Linked DNA regions of Homo sapiens: region 1 is linked to region 2. A link is a loop called in an ENCODE intact Hi-C map of the cell type or tissue named here. Cell type or tissue: dorsolateral prefrontal cortex. All regions are shown on one strand. Links, peaks and the distances in the headings refer to the core of each region. The heading gives the core; the rest is flanking DNA. Region 1 overlaps TTBK1 (tau tubulin kinase 1). Region 2 overlaps ZNF318 (zinc finger protein 318).

What was found. A loop is a pair of places that touch in the nucleus more often than their neighbours do. Peaks named below come from ENCODE experiments on the same cell type or tissue, not always from the same donor. Only the 100,000 strongest peaks of a DNase experiment are listed, where the experiment ranks them.
Region 1: it touches region 2 in a loop (2.5-fold over the local background); 3 of 110 quality-filtered maps call a loop at or near these places.

What each region holds. Positions count from the first base shown.
Region 1 is chr6:43,244,822-43,249,207 of GRCh38, forward strand. TTBK1 (tau tubulin kinase 1) reads left to right here. Exons shown (of 15, transcript NM_032538.3): 2 at 1,786-1,947. The coding sequence starts at 1,840. Among named protein-coding and RNA genes, the nearest start is that of TTBK1, 3.5 kb to the left of the region's middle. In dorsolateral prefrontal cortex, for the core only: a CTCF peak has its summit at 1,909; DNase peaks (open chromatin) are centred at 2,200 and 2,480; H3K4me3 peaks cover 2,180 bases; H3K27ac peaks cover 2,143 bases.
Region 2 is chr6:43,354,270-43,358,655 of GRCh38, forward strand. It overlaps ZNF318 (zinc finger protein 318), which reads right to left. Exons shown (of 10, transcript NM_014345.3): 3 at 2,857-3,496; 4 at 395-1,876. Among named protein-coding and RNA genes, the nearest start is that of ZNF318, 13 kb to the right of the region's middle. In dorsolateral prefrontal cortex, for the core only: a CTCF peak has its summit at 1,804; no DNase peak of the experiment used is centred there.

The DNA of each region.
Region 1 (4,386 bases), core at 319-4,318, 110 kb before region 2:
TTCTTCAGTCTTGTCCTCAACCTGTCTCCTCCACCTTTATTCTAGAACCCCCATCCCTACCTCTCCCTTCATCCTGCCACTGCCCTCACTGCCCTTCAAATTCCTGATGCCCCATATCCCACTTTGGCAGAAAGAGGGAAGTCCTGATGCTCTGAAGTTGTAAGGATTGGAGGAAACAGCTCAGCTTAGTCACTTGAAGAAAGAGAAAAGGAGTGGCAGCGTCCCTCCCCATGAAGATCCCTTCTCCATATGTCCACCATGGCCCATCATGAATTAGAAGGTGGTTTCCACACCTCCACGTCCCACCCTGTCCCCTATGGCAGGATGTCTAGATGCAAGAGCCCTGGGAAGTTATTTCATCCCAAGGAAAGGTGGGTTTATGTAGTTTCTACCCCATCTATACATCTCTTTAGCCACCTTCCTCCCCCGACCCGCAACCCCCAAACCCCAGCCTAAGTAACTTCCCTCTTTCTCTATTTGTGACTCTCCAGGGTCGTTGTGAGGGCACGGTAGTGTGCTTCTAAAAAGTGTGAGGGAAAGAGAAGAGGAAAATATCCTGGTTCCAAATCCTGTCCTGGGTTGGCAGAAATCTCAGAAAGTCATGTCTTCTGGCCCCTTGCCTACACACATGCATATCACACACAGACACAAAACACACACAAGAACACACAGATACAGAGATACATGTAGAAAAGCACACAGACACACAGAAAAGATAGACAAAGAAAGACACACAAAGAAACATACACACACAGAAGGATACATGCACAGATACACACACAGACATACACACACGCACACATGGGCATTTCTCCGGTAACATGTGCCTGTCTTTCCCAACCCCCGCCGTTGGGAAACTCTCCCTGATATCTAAATTCTACCTGTCCTAATTCGAGGAGAGATGTGTTCTTTCTTGTCGATTCCTAAGCAGACACAGAAAGGTGTGGTCAGAGGCTTTCTCACCCCATGCCCACCCAGACCTGCTGTTCTCTTTCACTTCTCCTGCCTCCTGCTAGGCCCCTTCCATTTTCCTGTCCTCCCCAGTTCAGCCCACTTCTGTCCCTCTGGAGTGGCCACAAGGTTGCTGTCTATCTGAAATCCATGTCTTGAGTCCATCACCTGTGTTCACCCCATCTCTTATATCCTGACCTCCCAACCCCATGGCTGTGTCAGTGGGTTCAGCTCACCCTGAGAAAGGTGTATGACTCTCAGCACATCCATCCCCCTCAGTTAACACCACCCTCAAGGGGCTTTAGTGCCTCCCCTCATTTTCTTGATTACCACATCTCCCAGGGCTGATTAGCAGGTCACTTTGGTGTGGGTGTCCCATGGGTCACCCCTTGGGTAGCAGGTCTTCCCTTTTCACTAAGCCTCTGTTGCACAGCTCCATGGACATTTTGTGGCACAGGGACTCCCCTAAGGGGGAGCCAAAGCCCAGGCCTCCCCTACAAGGGAAAGGGTCCCAGTCTGGTATGCCCCCTTGGTCAGCAAGTCTTCCTGGCATCAGTTAGAGTATGTCTCTCTCCCCTCGGCCTGTTCACTGTCATTTTCCTCTTCTTCATTGGTCAACATGTGTGTCCTGTTGCTGATTTTAAACATCTCTAGTTTGTAGTCTGTATCTCCCTTGCACTGGCCTTTATACAATCTTTCCCCTGGTAACTCCTGGAGCATCTGTCCAGTGGGGCCAGGAAGAATGCAGAGCAGGAGTGGAGCTCCTCTCCTCCATATCTGCCAGGTGGTCCTGGGTCCGCAGCCCGCCCTCACAGGCCCTCCTCACTCCCCTAGGTAGATGGCCCCCTCAGGGCAGGCCCGGCGGACACCCCTCCCTCTGGCTGGCGGATGCAGTGCCTAGCGGCCGCCCTTAAGGACGAAACCAACATGAGTGGGGGAGGGGAGCAGGCCGACATCCTGCCGGCCAACTACGTGGTCAAGGATCGCTGGAAGGTGGTGAGTGAGTGACCCGGCGGGACAGAGGGAGGGTAGCGGGGAGGGAGGCGAGGACCTGGAGACTTGTTAAAACCGGTGCCCTCCGCTCCCCTACCCTAAGAGGGAGGTGCCTCTAAGCTCATTTGCATACTGCTTGCATGTCATTATTTTTGCCAACACGTGTGGACAATAGCTTTCTCCCAGTGCCCTCTCTCGAGCCCCGCCCTCTCTCACCCCTCTTCCCGCTAGGTCACGTTGGTCAGGCCAAGCCCGGAACAACTCCTGGTTGGATGTCTGGGCAGGAGCTGCAGAGGCCAGTGTGGCGGAGGAGGAAGAGGGGTGGGGGAGGGAGCTTTTTCTCTGACGGACCTTGGAGAAGGGCAGTGGACGAGCATGTGTCCCTCCGCTTCCGCAGAGGACGGAAAGGCTTGGGTTTGGGGAAAGAGGCCCTGCAGGCTGCTCCCGCCGCACCCGCACTCCATCTTCTCCATCCAGCCTCCTCCCCTCGCCGGGTCCTGCGGCAGGTGCAGCACGGCGAGACTCCATCTCCCGGCGTGCCCTGCTCCTCCAGCCCGGGGCTTCGGGCTGCTCGGCCTGCTGGGAGTTGTAGTCTCAGCCTCCTCGGGAGCCGGGCCTGCCTCGGAGCGGGGGCGTGAGGGCTGGGGGAATGATAGTATTTGGGGAGCGAGACCTACTGTAAATCACCTCCCTTTTTCCGTCACTTAATAGCGCTCTGGTGTCCTCTTATTATTGTGGGGGCAGGATAATGTGGGGCAGACTGTGGGCGGCAGTGTGGGGAAACCCGTGTGTGAGCCTGTGGGACTGCACCGGAGTGGGGAGCCAGGGGGAGGGGAGGGAGAACAACAGAGGTCAGGTACACTCCTGACCTCTGAGTCGTGTGTGTGTGCGTGTGTGCTTGGCGCGTGTGCGCACCCGCGTGCTTTAGTGGGGAGGCTCAGTTCACGGGAGTGCGGGGTTGGAGAGGAGGGTGAGGCCCGGGTGCAGGCGGGTCTCCACGGCAACAGCCACCGGCCGTGCAAGTCCCCTAGAAACCTAGAAAGAGGCAACGGTGGCGACGTTTTCAGAGATGTCTCTGGGACTGGGGGTTGGGAGTGGAAGGGATGAAGAGGAGGAGACTTCTAGGGGTCCCCAAGGGATGAGGAAAGGGGCTGTTTATGTCCCAGAGGGGGACTTCCTGAGAGGGAGAGTACAGAAATCGGGGGAGGAAGAGCCAGGGCAGTAATAAAAGGAACGAGGGTCTGGCGAAGACAGGAGTGTTCCTCTGAAACCTCGGGGCCCCTGGCACCGGAGCTTAGTTTCTGGCGGATTGGAGGCAGAATGACATTTGCACTGAAGTGGTGAGGAAAAGACAGTTTTTACACACATGTTGAGTTTAGGCTGGAACTTTTTTGTGATTTCTGAGGGAAGGAGTAGAAGATGAGTGGGGAGCGAAATGGAGCAGGGAGCTGGGGGGAGGGCAAGCATGGCAACCTCTCCTCACCTCCGACCCCCACCCCTGGAGTGTTAGAGAGGGTGAGGGGCCACATGCTTCCCTTCAGCCTGTTCCAAGTGAGGATGGCACTGAGGTGGGAGGCAGAGCTCAAGAACCAAGGCAAACTGCCCATAGATCTTGGTGGCCAGAAGAAAAAGGGGGTCAGTGGCACTAGATGTGGCATTTAAAAATAAATACGTGGACCAGGCATGGTGGCCCATACCTGTAATCCCAGCACTTTGGGAGGTTGAGGTGGGAGGATCACTTGGGGTCACGAGTTCGAGACCAGGCTGGCCAACACGGTGAAACCTCATCTCTACTAAAAATACAAAAATTAGCCGGGTGTGGCAGTGGGCGCCTGTAATCCCAGCTACCTGGGAGGCTGAGGCAGGAGAATCACTTGAACCTGGAAGGCAGAGGTTGCAGTGAACTGAGATCATGCCATTGCACCCCAGCCTGGGCGACAGAGCAAGACTCCTCCTCTAAATAAATAAATAAATCCTCAATACTTGGCAGGCTGAGGCAGGAGGATCGCTTGAGCCCAGGAGTTCAAATCCAGCTTGGTCAACCTGTCTCTAAAAACATAAAATAATAACATCTTATTCATCTTGAGGGGTGCTTCTCAGAATCAGAATAGCAAACAATAATAGTAATAATGACTTAGTATTTGTTTTGAGCATTCACTGTTGCCAGGCATTGTGCAAAATGCCTCATGTGCATTATCTCAAGAACTTACCAAGTAGATTTGTATTCCCATTTATTAATCCCATTTCACAGGTGTGGAAACTGAGGAAATTGCTTAGCTAATTTGCCAAATTTCCATGACTAGTAGGTGTCATGGGCTGATTCTTGTCAGGTCTGTCTGACAAGAATCAGCCCATCCAAGAATCAGGACCACTGAGCTGAAGAAACCTTTGTGACCAATTCTAGTCCAACTCTATTCATTTCACAGAGGAGGAAGAGTGGAG
Region 2 (4,386 bases), core at 178-4,177:
AAGAATACAGAATTCACTGGGATCAAACAGGTTTACTGATTCTCCTTCACCACACCCAATTTTGGTTCCCTACTCCACTACGAAATCATATTGAAGACTTCAAGGCTCCCAGTTCCTATCTACAGTGTTTGAAGACCATTAACTTGGATAGAATTAAACTTAAAAAAGGCTGACAATCACAATAGGACCCAAGGCCAGACTTTTGTTTAGTCCTAATGATAAAACATGTGTGAAAAACAGAGGAACAATATACACTTCTTAGGATGATGACAGCAGCCTCCAGACGACTTCAAGTGAAAGAGCCTTACAAATTTTCAGCCCCTTCTAAAAAACATATACAAATTTATGGCAAAACAGAAAACTCAGGCACAGGATACCCAAAGCTAATATTCACCTTTTGCTTCTGGGAAGCACGGTTCTTCTCATCAGAGATCTTCTCTGGATTATATCTTATGAGTGATGGAATGGACACCTGGACAGGCACTTGGGCCGCAGGAATTGAGCCTCGCAGAGACTCTTTCTGCTTAGGCTTATCAGGAGTCACAGTGGGGATCACACGAAGATTGGGACGGCTACGAGTAGCTTGTTTGGTTATTGGCATTATCCTGTGTGGTTCAGGTACAGGGTGGTTTGACGGTTGAGAGGTGGGATACATGGGCCATCTGGAGGCTGCATATGCCATGTAGTGCCTATAGGCATCAAAAGAGGCAGGGGGAATGGCAGGTCCCTGGTAGTTCGGAGGTATCCGAGCTGCAGCAAACTGAGAGGCCCTTGGCATGTGAAACTGAGATAAAGCAGCAGTGTGTGGAAGTCTAATTGGGGCAGATGGGGCTGATGGCAACATGCACCTGACTGCAACAGATGACTGAAACCCACTACCAACCACCTCTGGTCCTGAAATATGACCCACTGGATGGTCAGACTTTAGGAATGGAGGGCTGTTTTTTGTGAGCAGGTAAGGATCCACAGGAGAAGGTGGGTGTGGATGGGACACCTCTGGAGAGTGGGTATTGCTATGATGTGCCTCCCTGCTCTCTAGTCTGTGGGGATCTGAGGAACGTCGATCAGCTGAGAAGCAGTGGTCAACTGAGGAACAGCGGTCAGCTGAGAAGCGGTGGTCAACTGAGGAACAGTGGTCAGCTGAAAAGTATCGGTCAACTGAGGAACGGCGGTCAGCTGAGGAGCGTAATGATGGCTTCTTGCCATGAAGTCGTTCCTGGGTGCGTGCAGCCAATTGACTAATCTCTGCTACTCCAATATCCAGCCCTATTGTCTTGAGCAAGTCATGGATCTTCGCATATTCTGGATTGGTCTCTTCTAGTGATTCTAGCTTTACAGCTGGAGCTGAAGACGGCAGGGAGCTTGCCTTCTGCCTCATAACTTCACTCTCAGAGCTCCCAAGGGGCTTTGGTACGGATTCTGCCTTTAAATCCTCTTCTTCATCCCCATAGAGAAATTTCTCCTCATCTTCAATGTCGGGAAAGCTACGTCGCCTTTTTTCCTGTGTACTGGTAGAATCAGCCAACATGCTCAGAATGCGGGAAAAACCACTGCCATCCTGGCTAGCTCTCTCATGGGGCAGCAGGAAGTCTGTGTGTCGCTCAGGTCCCTCAGCCTTCAAATCCAAATTATCCTTGTGGCATAGAAAACTTCCAAATTTTTCTCTGAGAGGACTGTTGTCTTTGGGAATCCCAGGAAGGGGACCCCATTGGTAGAGGTTGCCCTGAGGTTCCTTCAAGGCAGTCTCTACCATAGTCCCCTTGTTTTCAATCTCTGAGGCAAAAGCAGCAATAGCACCACTTAGTGGAAGGGATGGGTGCCCAGAGTAGAGAGGGTGATCCTGGCTGGAGCTGGTACTGCTGGAAAAACTCTCAAGCTGCAAAGACAAACACAACTGATTTAGTCTTATGCAGAATCTCAGAACATTAGTAATTGAGATAAATACTTAAATACTTTGGTCTTCCTGAATTAACAGGTGAGATACAAGTATGGATAAAAGGGAGGAAAAGTATCCTTAGCCAGATTCAAAATGTGAATCCCCTTATCTCCAGATGTTTCTACTGTTGAGGAGAAACAGGAAGTGAGGCAAACTGGATGGAATCCTCACCTTTATCTATTTGTTAAAAGGAATTTGAATTCAAAAGAATTTTAGAGATCCCCTAGCTTGTTTTCTTTTCTATGGATCCCCAAAAGAAAAGGAAAAAAAAAGCTGCTTTGGCTGAAGTGGGGAGAGGAAACTCTGGAACGCTAACTCATCAGCATTCCTTTGCTTGGGAACCTCTTCAGAAGCCTTTATCTCCTAAGAGGACAGCTAAAAACTAGTGGTCTTTCCACTAGTGGTCTGACCATCCTTTCACAGGTCAGGGAAAAATATCAAGGCTCAGAATGGTGAGGTGACTTGTCTAAAAATCACAGTAAGTTGGTGGCAGAAGTGGGTCCAAAATCAGAATCATCTGATTTCTAGTCCAGTGTCCTACAACTCATACATCTTGTCTTCTCTCTAAAGAGAGATGAGAAAATTGAGATCACCTCCTCCCCTTGCCCTTCAAGGTTCATTTCCAACAAACCCATACTCAAAGATTGCCAAAGGATAATCCAATTTAAGTAAAAAAACTTACAGTACTCTCCAAAATATCTATTTATTAATATAAAGCCTAATATACAGCAATAGAACCCTCTACTGATGCATTAAAAGGCCTACAGTTTCGTTTGGAGAGTCCTAGAAGGTGTAGCTCACAATGTCGGTCCAGCACATATTACAAAGATACCATTAGGAACATAGCCCACAGGAAAGTAAGCAGGCTTTAAGATATTAGGGAGACTAGCAAGAGGCCCTACAAGAAATGCAGCAGAGACCTGCATGGAGGGCTCCATTATGTCCACCTCAATCCGCTTCTTCAAAATGGATTTCTTGGGCATCACAGATACTTCCTCAGGCCGATGCAAAGAATATCCTGGCTCCGATGCTGTTAGGACACCTGACAATCCAGGGATGGAACAGCCAGTACCACCACCATCAACTCCAACCAGCTCCTGACTCAAGCTCCTACTTCGCTCCTCCTCTTCCTCTCGCTTTCGTCTGGCAAGATCCAGTTCTCGAAACTCAGGGTCGAGAAACCTAGGACTTGGGCTTCTTCTACGCTGTCGATAGTTGCGAGTTCCTGATGTAAAACTTGGGTGATCCCCTCCCATGCTGTTTATCTTCACTGTGTCATCATAACGGGGTCTTTTGGCCTCCCGGCTCCTTTCTTCAGATCGTATGGAGTAGCCTTTGAGTTTTTCTCGATTCCGTTCTGTTCCCCGCAACAGCTCATCATGACAACTGATATGGGGACTATAATCAGATCGATGCAGGAAAGTTTCTTTTGTTCGGTAGTCCTCATCAAGTTGTCCCAAGAAGGGACTGAGAGGCCCTTCCTCCTGGGAAATATATCGCTCAAGACCCCGAGAGCACTGGGAGCTTCGAGTGAAGACAGAATCATCAGTCAGGTCATCCCTGAGGAAAAAGAGAAGCATCATTGAACAAATGGACTTGGAAAGAATAAGAGCAGACAAGGCTAAGAGACTGGTGTTTGTCAAGGGGGCTATAAAATGCTTAGGGCAAAAGACTATAATCATGAAGTCCAAGAACATTTCCTCTCCCTTTCCCCAGGGGAACAAGCAGCTTTAGCCTCTAACCAAGAGGTAATATTACCAACATATCTAGATAGATCTCTTGGGTAATTTCTCCGACTAGACTTAGGGCATGCAGAATATCATGGAAGTTACACAACTCCACACAAGCTAAATTCTAGCTCTTTGCTACTGAAAGTGTAGTGCGGACGAAACAGCATTAGCATTACCTGGGAACTTTTTAGAAATATAGCTTCTCAAAGCTCCACCCCAAGCAGATCTGAACTAGAATCTGCATTTTAACAAGATCTCCAGGTGATTTGTCTGTACTTTAAAGTTTGAGAAACACCAGTCCAGATCAATGGGATTTTTTTGTTTTGTTTTGAGATGGAGTCTCGCTCTGTCACCCAGGCTGGAATGCAGTGATGCAATCTCGGCTCACTGCAAGCTCCGCCTCTCAGGTTCACGCCATTCTCCTGCCTCAGTCTCCCGAGTAACTGGGCCTATAGGCACCAGCCATCACACCCGGCTAATTTTTTTTTTTTTTTTTTTCTGATTTTTTAGTAGAGACAGGGTTTCACCATGTTAGCCAGGATGGTCTTGATCTCCTGACCTAGTGATCAGCCCGCCTTGGCCTCCCAAAGTGCTGGGATTACAGGCATGAGCCACCGCGCCCAGCCTGTTTTGTTTAAGACAGAGTCTTGCTCTGTCACCCAGGCTGGAGTGCAGTGGCATGATCTCGGCTGACTGCAACCTCTACCTCCCTGGTTCAAG